Linked DNA regions of Homo sapiens: regions 2 and 3 are each linked to region 1. The links are chromatin contacts, found by Hi-C or POLR2A ChIA-PET in ENCODE. All regions are on one chromosome and are shown on one strand. Each heading gives the region's core, a stretch centred on a gene start or an enhancer-like site at or near the end of the contact. The rest is flanking DNA. Distances are from core to core; before and after follow the strand shown. Region 1 holds the start of JUNB (JunB proto-oncogene, AP-1 transcription factor subunit). Region 2 overlaps LSM4 (LSM4 homolog, U6 small nuclear RNA and mRNA degradation associated). Region 3 holds the start of ATP13A1 (ATPase 13A1).

Region 1 (4,403 bases), core at 1,352-3,851:
GGGGAAGAAGGGAGGGGGCATTTAGGGGTCACAGGGACCCTCCAAGGACGGGACGCCCCCAGCTTCTGCTGGGACCTTCCTCCAGCAAGGCCACTGCACTGCTGGACTTCCCCCTGCCCCCACATAGCTCAGTTTCTTTTTCGCCTCTTTCGTTTTCCTTCTCTTTCCCACACTTGGTGAGATCTAGGCTGCCCCGGAATGGCTGTTTAACCCCTATCCCTTAGCCTCTTTCTACCCTAAAGAAGAGAGAGGCTCTCTTCATCCTCCAGAAGACAGAGGCCTGGGAAGCTGAGAGAGAGAGAGAGAGACAAAGAGAGAGAGAGAGAGACAGAGACAGAGACAGAGACACTAGGCTTCTCACCTCTTGGTCTAGTGGGTTCACACACTAACTGCTCGGAAGTCCCACCTTAAGTCTAACTGGAAGCCTGACCGTCTGCACCTCGCCGCAGCCCTTCCCGGGAAGGGGCTCTGGGTTCCCTCATATTCTCCCCTTAGATTTTCAGGTCTTCTCTGACTCGGGGAGGGAAGCTCTCAGATGACAGAGCTACTCTAGGGAAGGAGGGGGGCTCCCTCTAGGTATTCTGGATGATAGTAGGATGGGACCTGCAGACTAAAACGAGAGTGGGGCCCCTGACTCACATGAGTGAGTGGGGGGTGTTGGGGACGGAGCTCCAGATCTCCTGGCAGAAGGGAAGGGCACCCCACCCGAGGGAGGAGGCAGCCGCCGTTCCAGCCCGCCCAGGCGCCGGGGGCGCCTCGAGGCATCGGCCCGCCCTCTCCGCGCCCCGTCGGGCCGGGGGCGAAGTCCGACCCAGGCCCGCGGGCAGGCGGGGACCTGCCGGGCTGGGTTGGGCCAGGCCGGGCCTGGCAGGACGCAGCCCCAAAGCGGCGGGGTGGGGCGGGGCCGGGCCAGGCGGCCGTGGGGGCCCCGGGGGCGGCGGTCGGGGCTGGTCGGGACTAGCAGTCTGGGGGCCCAGGCGCGCCCTGGGACCTGGCAGATAGTCGGGTTCCCCGCTTCTGGCTCGGGGCCCCAGGACAGCGCTGGTCCCACCTCTTCCTGTGCCCTAATATGGGCGGCGGGGAGAGACTTCGGGGGCCGGCCCGCGCTCAGTCCTGCCCGCGGACTCCCGCCTGTTGCCATGGCGACCAGGCCCCGCTCCTCGGCTGCGTCCCCCGCCGTCGGGCCAATGGAACACTCCCCAAGCCGCCTGCCTCCGCGGTCCCCTGCAGGCACCGCGGGCGGAACCATTGCTTGAGGGGAGAGGATGGTGGCTGGAGGCTGCCGCGGCTGGGCGGGCTCCAAGCACCCGGGCCTCCGCGGGGGCTCGCACGCCCAGGTTCCTCTTCCGAGGCGCAGGATGCGGCGGGACCCAGGGCGGGGCGCACGGTCCCGTAGGATCCGAGTGACGGAGACAGGGCCGGGCTCCTTCCCCCGGGGCTGTTGCCACACTTCCTGCCTCTGCGCTCTTTCCCCAGCCTGTTTCTAAGGAAGGGAGTGGGGTTGGGCGACCGCGCCCCAGCCGTCGGGCTGGGTCCAGGCTCTAGGAGCCGACACGGTGTTGGGCAAAGCCCAGGGTCAATAGGGGAGGGTTTTAGGATGGGGGACAGAGAATACAGATGACTAAGAGGTTACCATCGAGGGGGAGCAGCAGTCGTGGAAGATCCAGCAGTCCTGGTGCGCGGGACCCTCAAGGCCCCCTCCTCACATGTCAACTGAGTACCCTCTTATTGTCTTCTCTGCTCCGAAGATGTGTCCGGCCCCTTCTAACTCTCTCCTTCATCCGGGCTAGCAGATGACCCCAGTGGTCCCCAATTTCTGGCAGACATGTCTCCATCTTCTACCTGGCATATTTTACCTGCCTCAGTGTACCCCAGGCCGCTTACTAGCTTTCTGCATATCTAGACTTCCCCTAATGCCTCCTTCCCGCTTACGGGAGAGCCTCAGACTCTGGACTCAGCTCCCATGAGCTCCTGGACCCCTACTCATTTCTTGCAATTTAATGGGTCATGCAGCTCCACCCACTCACCCCTTTTGATCTCTCCCCTCCTCCGTCCTGTGAAAATTCCAGTCCCGCATCCTTCTGAGCCCGGGACCCCCAGTCAATTCCTGGGTCAGGTGTCTCCTTAACCCTCCCGATTTACAGTGCTTAACCCTCATTTCTGCTTTTTGGGGTCTCCCAATGGATTGTCAGTCCTCCTACCCCTCTCGTATTCTGGGTACCTCAGGGGTTTCTTCGCACATACTGGGACCCTCACCCCACTTGCTGCGTACCAGGTCCTGGTATTTGTCCCAGTGGACTCCAGGGAAATCATCCTCCTCCCTGAAACCCCTCACTCATGTGCCTGGGCCCCCCAGCACCTCCTTCCATGCGTACCCCGAGGTCCTTTGAGCCCCTCCCCCTGCAGCCCCGCCGAGCCACCCGGCCCGTGGCCGCTGTTTACAAGGACACGCGCTTCCTGACAGTGACGCGAGCCGCCTCCTCCCCTTCCCCACGCTCGAGGAGGGGGGCGCGGGGGCCCGGCTCCGGCGACGGCCAATCGGAGCGCACTTCCGTGGCTGACTAGCGCGGTATAAAGGCGTGTGGCTCAGGCTGAGCGGCTGGGACCTTGAGAGCGGCCAGGCCAGCCTCGGAGCCAGCAGGGAGCTGGGAGCTGGGGGAAACGACGCCAGGAAAGCTATCGCGCCAGAGAGGGCGACGGGGGCTCGGGAAGCCTGACAGGGCTTTTGCGCACAGCTGCCGGCTGGCTGCTACCCGCCCGCGCCAGCCCCCGAGAACGCGCGACCAGGCACCCAGTCCGGTCACCGCAGCGGAGAGCTCGCCGCTCGCTGCAGCGAGGCCCGGAGCGGCCCCGCAGGGACCCTCCCCAGACCGCCTGGGCCGCCCGGATGTGCACTAAAATGGAACAGCCCTTCTACCACGACGACTCATACACAGCTACGGGATACGGCCGGGCCCCTGGTGGCCTCTCTCTACACGACTACAAACTCCTGAAACCGAGCCTGGCGGTCAACCTGGCCGACCCCTACCGGAGTCTCAAAGCGCCTGGGGCTCGCGGACCCGGCCCAGAGGGCGGCGGTGGCGGCAGCTACTTTTCTGGTCAGGGCTCGGACACCGGCGCGTCTCTCAAGCTCGCCTCTTCGGAGCTGGAACGCCTGATTGTCCCCAACAGCAACGGCGTGATCACGACGACGCCTACACCCCCGGGACAGTACTTTTACCCCCGCGGGGGTGGCAGCGGTGGAGGTGCAGGGGGCGCAGGGGGCGGCGTCACCGAGGAGCAGGAGGGCTTCGCCGACGGCTTTGTCAAAGCCCTGGACGATCTGCACAAGATGAACCACGTGACACCCCCCAACGTGTCCCTGGGCGCTACCGGGGGGCCCCCGGCTGGGCCCGGGGGCGTCTACGCCGGCCCGGAGCCACCTCCCGTTTACACCAACCTCAGCAGCTACTCCCCAGCCTCTGCGTCCTCGGGAGGCGCCGGGGCTGCCGTCGGGACCGGGAGCTCGTACCCGACGACCACCATCAGCTACCTCCCACACGCGCCGCCCTTCGCCGGTGGCCACCCGGCGCAGCTGGGCTTGGGCCGCGGCGCCTCCACCTTCAAGGAGGAACCGCAGACCGTGCCGGAGGCGCGCAGCCGGGACGCCACGCCGCCGGTGTCCCCCATCAACATGGAAGACCAAGAGCGCATCAAAGTGGAGCGCAAGCGGCTGCGGAACCGGCTGGCGGCCACCAAGTGCCGGAAGCGGAAGCTGGAGCGCATCGCGCGCCTGGAGGACAAGGTGAAGACGCTCAAGGCCGAGAACGCGGGGCTGTCGAGTACCGCCGGCCTCCTCCGGGAGCAGGTGGCCCAGCTCAAACAGAAGGTCATGACCCACGTCAGCAACGGCTGTCAGCTGCTGCTTGGGGTCAAGGGACACGCCTTCTGAACGTCCCCTGCCCCTTTACGGACACCCCCTCGCTTGGACGGCTGGGCACACGCCTCCCACTGGGGTCCAGGGAGCAGGCGGTGGGCACCCACCCTGGGACCTAGGGGCGCCGCAAACCACACTGGACTCCGGCCCTCCTACCCTGCGCCCAGTCCTTCCACCTCGACGTTTACAAGCCCCCCCTTCCACTTTTTTTTGTATGTTTTTTTTCTGCTGGAAACAGACTCGATTCATATTGAATATAATATATTTGTGTATTTAACAGGGAGGGGAAGAGGGGGCGATCGCGGCGGAGCTGGCCCCGCCGCCTGGTACTCAAGCCCGCGGGGACATTGGGAAGGGGACCCCCGCCCCCTGCCCTCCCCTCTCTGCACCGTACTGTGGAAAAGAAACACGCACTTAGTCTCTAAAGAGTTTATTTTAAGACGTGTTTGTGTTTGTGTGTGTTTGTTCTTTTTATTGAATCTATTTA
Region 2 (4,386 bases), core at 745-3,244, 5.5 Mb after region 1:
CAGATCCCTGCAAGTGCCCACCCCAGCTCCTGTAGGGGCTTCTTTTTTATTTTATTTTATTTTATTTTTTCTTTTGAGACGGAGTCTTGCTCTGTCGCCCAGGCTGGAGTGCAGTGGCGTGATCTCCGATCACTGCAAGCTCCGCCTCCCTGGTTCGCGGCATTCTCCTGCCTCAGCCTCCCAAGTAGCTGGGACCACAGGCGCCCACCCGCCTTGCCTTCCCAAAGTGCTGGGATTACAGGCATGAGCCACCGCGCCCGGCCCTGTAGGGGCTTCTGGCCTGAGCCCTGACCCCCTCTGCCCCTTCCCCACAGAAGTTCAGAGGCTCCGTGCTTGCAGTTCCTCCACCTGTTCCGGCTCTCTCTGTGTGGCCAGCAGCTTCTTGTCCACTCGAGACTTGGTTTGACTGGACCTCCTCTTAAATTTTTAAAAAATTTTTAATTTATTATTAGTAGTATCATTTTTTTGAGACAGACTCTCGTTCTGTCGCCCAGGCTGGAGTGCAGTGGCGCTATCTTGGCTCACTGCAACCTCTGCCTCCTGGGTTTAAGCAATTCTCCTGCCTCAGCCTCCTGAGTAGCTGGGATTACAGGCACCACGTGCCACCACACCTGGCTAATTTTTGTATTCTTAGTAGAAATAAGGTTTCACCTCGTTGGCCAGGCTGGTCTCAAACTCCTGGCCTCAGGTGATCCGCCTGCCTCGACCTCCCAAAGTGTTGGAATTACAGTTGCCGCTGTGAGCCACAGCACCCAGCCGGCCTCCTCTTGCTCTGTGGAAAGGAGGTGCCACCTCGGGGTCCTGCACTTCCTGGGCAAGGCCAGCTGGTCAGCCTAGGCCCTGGCAGCCTCCTCCTCCCTGCCCTGAGGCCCCAGCACTGCCCCCTTCCTGCTTCCACCCCTGCTTCTGACTGTTCCAGAACCCTCTGTGGCTGCTTCTCATGTCACTCAGGGCCCACATCCTCCCCATTTCCTGCCCTTCTGTTTGCTCCTGTGTCCCCTGGGCACAGGGCCTTTGCACGGGACTGTCCTCCTGACCCCTGCTGGTCCAGAATGTTCTTTCCCAAGGTGGCTGGCTCCCTCGTCTCTCAGGCCCTTCCTGAATCTTCAGTGTCCTTCTCTCACCTTCCCTGACCACCTCTTCATTCACCTCCTCACGAGCCCGCCCTGTTTCTGGTTTCTTTTTCTTTTTTTTGAGAGTCTCGATCTGTCGCCCAGGCTGGAGTGCAGTGGCGCGATCTCAGCTCACTGCAACCTCCGCCTCCCAGGTTCAAGCGATTCTCCTGCCTCAGCCTTCTGAGTAGCTGGGATTACAGGTTTGTGCCATCACGTCCGGCTAATTTTTGTATTTTTAATAGAGATGGGGTTTCACCATGATGGCCAGGTTTTGAACTCCTTATCTCAGGTGATCCGCCCACTTCGGCCTCCCAAAGTGCTGGGGTTACAGGCATGAGCCACTGCGCCTGGCCTGGTTTCTTCTTTTTACAGCATTTATGCATTTGATATGCATATGCTTGTGGCTGGCTCACTCCTGTGGAAGGGAAGGATTGCCGGGGCTGTGTCACCAGCACCTGGGACAAGGCAAGTGGCCCTAGTGCCAGGCTCGTGCCAGGCCCTGGGCTCCAAAAGAAGAAGGTGGGGAGGGAGGTGACAGGGACACAGGCCATCTGGGGGTGGCTGTCAGAGTAGTGCTGGGAACAGCAGGTGAAGCCCAGAGGAGGAGAGGAGGAGGAGAGAGAGGAGGGGGATGGGGGATGGGAGTGGGGGATGAGTGGAGGAGGATGGAGGAGGAGGGGAATGGGGAGGAAGATGGGGAGTGAGAGGAGGGGGATGGGGGAGGAGAAGGAGAAGGAGGAGGAGGAGGAGGAGAGAGGGATGGCTTCCCACAGCTGCCTCTCGGGGGCCACTGCCCAAGGCCAGCCTCTGCACTTTTGTCCCTGAAGCGGGTGTTTGGCTCCAGGATGAGGTGGCGTCAGCAGCCGACCCGGGCCTGTCGCACTCTGGCGGGGGACTGTGGGCTGGCCCTGCAGAGCTCAGCCCCCGGCTGAGTCACAGCACAGCGCCAGGCGTGGGCCTCCCTAACAGAAAGCAAACTCCAGGCGAGAAGGTCTGGGGGCGGGTGGGGACCATCTACGATAAAGGCAGCCCCAGTTGGGTGAGGAGGGCACAGACCATCGGAGGGACAGAAAGACCTGGAAGCCTTGGATTTAGGAACTAGACTGGTGCTTTTGGTTTCTTTTCTTGTTGAGGGGGCTGAGGATGAGGCTTTGTGAAACCAACCAGGAAGAATGAAACACAGAGCTGGTCCGACACCCAGCTCGAGGGAGGGGGGCCGGAAGCTTCTGGAAGTTGGCTGCCCCTAAGCAGGGGCCACTCTAGCCCACAAGGCCAAGTTGGCAGAGGCAGACGAGGGGACTCTGCGGCTCAAGTCACGGGCCAGGAGCCCGCAGCTGCCGGGCTGGAAAGGTCAGAGCCGGCTCTGCGTCTGGCTGCGCCGGCAAGAAGCCACAATTACGCAGGCAAAAGAGCCCGGGGATTAGCCCCAGCACCTGGGACCCTGAATGGTGAGAAGGCACCTAGGGGGTGTTGGAACACATTCTGAGTTCAGAGCCTGGTCAGGGAGAAAAAACCAAACGGAGATCAGGAAGGGGAAGGGGCCTTCGAGGGCTTTCCCATCCCAACTTCCCAGGATGCCTGACCCCAGAGCTCCTGGATTTGATCCACGCCTCGTGACACACACAACCCCTGGGAGGAAGGAGCCCAGGCCCCTTGGAGAGCCCCAGAGGCCTCTAAGGGCCGGTGAGTCTAGGACATGGGGCAGGAGCTGCAAATGGGGCCTCCCTGCTCCCCACCCTTCCTTCCCTCCTCCTCTAAACATTGCCCCACCCACCTCGCCCTGTGAGCCCAGCCCCCTGCACGGCCCACACTGTAGGGGCATGGGGTGTGCCAAGAGATGCTCCTGTCGACCAGGCGCAGTGGCTCATGCCTGTAATCCCAGCACTTTGGGAGGCCAAGGCGGGAGGATCACTTGAGATCAGGAGTTCAAGACCAGCCTCGCCAACATGGTGGAACTGTGTCTGTACTAAAAATACAAAAATTAGCCGTCTGTGTTGGTGCACACCTGTAATCCCAGCTACTCAGGAGGCTAAGGCAAGAGAATCGCTTGAACACACGAGGCAGAGGTTGCAGTGAGCCAAGATTGTGCCACTGCACTCCAGCCTGGGCAACAGAGCGAGACTCCGTCTCAAAAAAAAAAAAAAAATGCTCTTGTCCAACAGGCAGGTGGGTGCCGTGGGCCGGTGCATCCCAAGGCTTCCAGGCCCGGGCCCCCAACTGCTGCCCCTGCCTGTGTTGAGGGGGCGGGTTTGTGAGGTTCAGGGCAGGCCACATCCTGGACCCCACATGCCCCATCTCTAACCATCAATCAAGTGCCGCTGTGGCGGAGAGGATTCAGGCGACTGCAGATATCCATCCCTGTCCCCCACCCCACACACAAGGAGAACATCCCAGGCGAGGACATTGTAAATGCAAAATCTATACGATGGCAAGTAACTCTGAAGACTCAAGAAAAAGAGTTCCTCACGGACGGGACCTTTTATTCCAATCACCTCTCAAAATAGGTCTCCGAACGAGGACCCTGAAGAGAAGGCTATGCAGGGGGACGGGCCGCTGCCTGGCTCAGGGCTTCCCTCTGGTTTCTTCACGGTCCACAGATGCTACCCGGAGCCTTTCTCGAAAGCGCTGACTCAGTGTCTCAGGTGCGCGCCCGAGGAGTGGCAAACCCGGCCTGGCTCAGAAAGGGGGCAGGAGCCTCGTGAGAATCTTCCATGAGCATCTTCCGAGGGGATTCCTGTCCTGTCTTCTCTGTGTGAACGCCAGTGTGGACAGATGAGGATAGATGATGGAGTCCAGGCCACCCAGGAGGGGGTGATGGGGACCATGCGTGGCCCCTGCCTGGGACTTCCCTCCCCACACACCCCTTGGCATTAACGTCTCCACAGAGGGGAGAGGGTTATAGGACAACCTGGTGTGGGGGGCGCCGGGGACTCTCAAGAGCCCCCACTGTCCAGATGCTGGTCTTGCCTTTTGTAAAAGGACATCAGTGCCTCACTGTGCCGCTGACACCTGGTGAGAACTCTCAAAAGGAAGCTTCCCTTACGGGAACGGGGATTTCCTGAGAGTCCAGCGATGGACAGAGGGCAGGAGACCCGCTAGGTGCACCCAGAAGCTCAAAAGGAACAGTGGATGTGCAGTGTGTAGTTTTATTTGTTTTTATTTCCATAACACAAGAGAGGAAGCGAAGGGCCAGGGCCCGAGGCATCCCCTGCACGGTTCGAAGGCTTTCAACCGTCCCGGGTTTGTTTTGAAGGCAATTTTGGGGCCGCGC
Region 3 (4,488 bases), core at 1,615-4,114, 6.9 Mb after region 1:
GCTCACACCTGTAATCCCAGCACTTTGGGAGGCTGAGGCAGGGGGGATCACGAGGTCAGGAGTTTGAGACCAGCCTGGCCAATATGGTGAAACCCCGTCTCTACTAAAAATATAAAAATTAGCTGGGCATAGTGGCAGGCACCTGTAGTCTCAGCTACTCGGGAGGCTGAGGCAGAACAATCACTTGAACCTGGGAGGCGGAGGTTGCAGTGAGCCGAGATTGTGCCACTGCACTCCAGCCTGGGCAACAGAGCCAGACTCCATCTCAAAAACAAACAAACAAACAAACAAAAAAACCCCAAAAAACAAAACAAAAACAAAAACAACAACAAAAAAAGCTGGGAAGCTGGGTGCACAGACAGCACCTAATGCCCAGGGCTCTGCTCTGCTGAAGGTGACATGAACTCAAATAGGAAGAACGCTGCCAGGCACCCACCCAGTACGTCCTCAATTCACGTGAGCCAAGCCCCCGCCCCATCACAGGCCCCCGGCCTCCTGCTCAGCTCTGCCTCTTCCACCAACCCTGCTCACTACACTCCACAGCTCCACACGCACATGGGGCTCGATCGTGCCTCAGCAAAGGGCCTTGGCATGTGCTGTTTTCTCTGCCCGGAATACACAGTCACACAGCTCCCTTGCTGCCTCAGGCTTTTGCTGAAACATCACCTTCTCAGGAGCCCCTCCCTGGCTGCCCCATCTAAAGTTCCCGGCAATGTCCCATCCTGTCCTGATGTTAGATGTCATCTCTGTTTGGCATCAACTGCTGACTATGAGTTCTCCCTCCCAGTAACACCACAAAGGCAGGGGGATTTGCCTGTTTTGTTCACTGCTGTTTCCCCAGCACCTAAGACACAGAAATGTTGAATGGAACTCGTTCAGTGCTCCCTGGACCCCGTGAACCGCCATCCATTCCTCTGCTGCTCTGCTAGACCGAGCTGCATGGAGACGAGCTGCATGGAGATGGGGGGAGCACAATGATGACCCGCAGAAACAAAGCGCCACCGCACGGGTGGTTCATGGGCCTCCAAAGCAGGCAGCAAATAACAACAATCACATAACTACAAACGTGACGTCACGGAAGAAAGGTACAAGAGGCTATACGCTGTGATGGCCCCAGGGCGGGCACTCTGCAGATATCATCTCCGCTTCTCAAGATGGCACCCAGTAGTTGTTAGTTACGGTTCTCAGTTTACAGAAGGGGGAAACTGAAACTCAGAGAGCAGAAGCGGCCCTTTCTGAGATCTGAATCAAACCCAGATCCACCTCTCCTGGCTGATGGCTGTTCAGCTCCTCCCACTTCTCCATCCCTGGAGAGGAAGTTAAGAGCTAAGCTGCTTAGCTGCAGGTCAAAAGGCAGCTGAAGTTTGAGCGGTGCCACAGTCCCCTTAACCCCTCCTTTATTTTGTCCCTCATTGGTGTCTTTCATTGTACTACCTCAAAGCTACCACGTTGAGCTCCTCCCCTGGGATAGATAAGTCTTTTTGAAGGACAGAACAGGTTGTCTCTCAGGAGAGGAGAATGAGGATTCTACCCACATTCAGAGCCAGCCAGGGTGGGGGGCTTCTGTCTTTCTGTAGCCCTTGATGCTGTTCCCTTTTCCTCTTCTTGAGGCAAACACACTCCTGGAATCAGAGGGGAAGCTTCCTGATATACCTCAGTGTCCATGGCTCCAAACCTGCTGGTGTCACCTGAGGCAGGCCCAGAGAGAGACGACACAGTCACTGCTTCAGGCCCAGGGAAGCTCACAGTCACCAACTCCTCCGACGACACTTGGTCACTCAGAACTCTAAACTGTGGGTCAGGAGCGCGACCTTGCTTGCTGTTGTATCCCCGACAGAACTCAGTATCACCACCCTCATTTTGCGGAAAGACATCATGTAAATGACTCGCTCATAAACACCTCTGCCTCTCTTCAACACTGTAATTAACTGCATTTCATGCTCCTTTCCATCACAGTATGGAAGACCACTAAGCACTGGACAGCAAGACTTGGTTCAGTCTAAGAACCAACTAAGCTTCATAGATGGGGGAAACCTATCCCAGTGATCTCGCCTTACACTTTGAAAACCAAGGTAGGAGACAGATGAGATGGAAGGTAGGGCCGTTTCCAGAACAAGAGTAGTCGCTAATATGGGAACTAGTATAAACAACTCCTACCTGACCTGGGCGACGTATGCTGGGCCCTGCGCTAAGCCTTTTACAAGTATTACATCACTGAATCTAAATGACCATAACAGGGAGGACTTCAGAAAAAGGAAATAACCCGCACCAGGCATGCACAGCAAGTCAGCAGTGGGGTCATGATTAAGCCTGCGCCAAAGTGTAGAGGGTGCCCCTGGGAATCCAGGCCAGGCAGATGAGTGGCCCAGGTCGCGATGGTGACCGACAGGAAGGCCGCAGCTGGGACCCACGGCGAGGCTCGACCGTGCTGGGGGTCGGGCTCGCGTGTACACACTTACCGGGGTGCAGGTGAGCGCGCAATGCGCGTGCACAGACCAATGCCCCGAGAGGACAGTGAGCGCGTGCGCGAGGCAGATGGTGGCAAGCACGAGCAGCGCAGCTTCGGGGATCTGCACCCAACTGCTGCCCCAGCCCCAGCAGCCAGCGGCTGCGGCACCCAACCAGGCCGGGTAAAGCAGCCCGGCGAATGGCAGCACCGTGAGGCGCCGCAACAGCGCCAACCGCCGGTACGGCCACACGGCAGCCACCAGCTCGTCACCGTTCGCTATGAGCGCCGGCCCGGCGGCAAGGAGCGCGCGCGGCTGCGGCCCGGGCTTGGGCTGCCCGTCAGGCCGGACCCCGCAAGGCCGGGCCCCGCAGGGCACCGCGTTGCCCACCGCCGCCGCTGCCGCCATCTTTCCTAGCGCCGCGCTCACTTCCGGGCAGAGGAACGCCTCACTTCCGAAGTTTTACTTCCGGTAAGCCCTGAGCGCCGCCATGGCAGCCTGGACTAGGAAGAGCCAGGGCAACAGAACAGGCTGGCCCCGGCAGGGACTACTTCGGGTGCCGCCATGACAGGCTGTGGCCGGAAGAAGAGGCTGGGCGTCGCCATGACAGAGAGGGACTGGAAGACCTAACGGTGCCTGCCTCCGCTGCCACGCCGGACTGAGACCGGAAAAGACAAGGCCGGCAAGGCGGGCTTGGGCGCCACCATGACAACCTGAACCAAAAAAAGCGAGCCCTCCTCCTTGACTACACCAGCACCACCTGTCACCAGGGGCGAAGCCTGGACCCTGCGGAGGCGGGGTCGGGAGCTTCGGAGTTCAGGAGGCGGGGCCCGGTGCGGGGGGCGGGGCTTGTGAGGGGCGGGGTCGGGGACCGCCCCGGAACACAACCACACCGGACAAGAGCCTTAATGTGATAGATAAGAATTACAAATACTAGCCGGGCGCGGTGGCTCACGCCTGTAATCCCAACACTTTGGGAGGCGAGGCGGGTGGATCACCTGAGATCAGGAGTTCAAGACCCAACATGGTGAAACCACGTCTCTACTAAAAATACAAAAATTAGCCGGGCGTGGTGGCACATGCCTGTAATCCCAGCTACTCGGGAGGATGAGGCAGGAGAATTGCTTGAGCCCGGGAGACGGAGGTTGCAGTGAGCCAAGATTGCTCCACTGCACTTCAGCCTGGCCAACAGAGCAAGACTGTCTCAAAAAAAAAAAAAAGAAAAATGAATTACAAAAACCACTTTAGGCCGGGCGCGGTGGCTCACGCCTGTAATCCCAGCACTTTGGGAGGCCGAGGTCAGGAGATCGAGACCATCCTGGCTAACGCGGTGAAACCCCGTCTCCACTAAAAATACAAAAAAAAAAAAAAAATTCTCCGGGCGTGGTGGCGGGCGCCTGTAGTCCCAGCTACTCCGGAGCCTGAGGCAGAATGGCGCGAACTGGAGAGGCAGAGCTTGCAGTGAGCGGAGATTGTGCCACTGCCCTCCAGCCTGGGCGACAGAGCGAGACTCTGTCTCCAAAAAAAAAAAAAAAAAAAAAAAGAAATTACCACTTTAACATAAAAAATGAAAAACTGGTGTTTACTTGAAATTATATACTTCTAGGCCGGGCGCGGTGGCTCACCCCTGTAATTCCAGCACTTTGGGAGGCCGAGGCGGGCGGATCACGAGTTCAGGAGATCGAGACCGTCCTGGCTAACACAGTGAAACCCCGTCTCTACTAAAAATACAAAAAATTAGCCGGGCGTGGTTGCAGGCGCCTGTAGTCCCAGCTACTCGGGAGGCTGAGGCAGGAGAATGGCCTGAACCTGGGAGGCGGAGCTTGCAGTGAGCCGAGATCGCGCCACTGCACTCCAGCCTGGGCGACAGAGCGAGACTCTGTCTGAAAAAAAAAAAAAAAAGAAATTATATAGTTCTATATTATTAACTGTACTGTTGCATAAATGCTATTTGAACAAAACCACAATAGGACTACTTAACAGTACCAATTAGTAGGATTAAACAGTATGTGTGACAAACAGTAACTATTTTATGTTTCTT

What was found. Hi-C counts contacts between places; a loop is a spot of excess contacts on that map. ChIA-PET counts read pairs that join two places held with the same protein, here RNA polymerase II (POLR2A). Pooled maps may share reads with other maps.
Region 2: a loop to region 1 is called in a pooled map, with 4 times the contacts of the local background. The contact joins the enhancer-like site here to the promoter of JUNB in region 1. A Hi-C loop is called at or near these places in 1 of 168 maps with a recorded cell type or tissue (naive thymus-derived CD4-positive, alpha-beta T cell) and 8 of 50 pooled maps. POLR2A ChIA-PET finds 5 or more read pairs at or near these places in 1 of 52 experiments (BJ).
Region 3: a map with no recorded cell type shows a loop between it and region 1 (18-fold over the local background). The contact joins the promoter of ATP13A1 here to the promoter of JUNB in region 1. A Hi-C loop is called at or near these places in 2 of 37 single-sample maps with no recorded cell type and 6 of 50 pooled maps. POLR2A ChIA-PET finds 5 or more read pairs at or near these places in 1 of 52 experiments (activated CD8-positive, alpha-beta memory T cell).

The regions. Positions count from the first base shown.
Region 1 is chr19:12,788,885-12,793,287 of GRCh38, forward strand. JUNB (JunB proto-oncogene, AP-1 transcription factor subunit) reads left to right here and starts at 2,602. Exons shown (of 1, transcript NM_002229.3): 1 at 2,602-4,403. The coding sequence starts at 2,888. The coding sequence ends at 3,931. It also overlaps a transcript of HOOK2 not described here. RefSeq lists enhancers at 1-260, 1,165-1,664, 1,965-2,576, silencers at 711-1,480, 2,341-2,920, 3,291-3,400 and cis regulatory regions at 947-1,467, 2,307-2,861.
Region 2 is chr19:18,302,662-18,307,047 of GRCh38, forward strand. It overlaps LSM4 (LSM4 homolog, U6 small nuclear RNA and mRNA degradation associated), which reads right to left. Exons shown (of 5, transcript NM_012321.5): 5 at 3,575-4,386. Among named protein-coding and RNA genes, the nearest start is that of LSM4, 18 kb to the right of the region's middle. RefSeq lists enhancers at 2,038-2,417, 2,308-2,813, 4,280-4,386. Within about 2 kb of position 1,995, at least 37 of the 41 ENCODE cell types and tissues checked have a DNase peak (open chromatin) inside an H3K27ac peak, as active enhancers do.
Region 3 is chr19:19,660,812-19,665,299 of GRCh38, forward strand. It overlaps ATP13A1 (ATPase 13A1), which reads right to left and starts at 2,865. Exons shown (of 26, transcript NM_020410.3): 1 at 2,460-2,865. The coding sequence starts at 2,855. RefSeq lists enhancers at 611-1,258, 2,032-2,081, 2,213-3,195, 2,467-2,568, 2,912-3,201 and 1 more and silencers at 2,602-2,861, 3,302-3,351.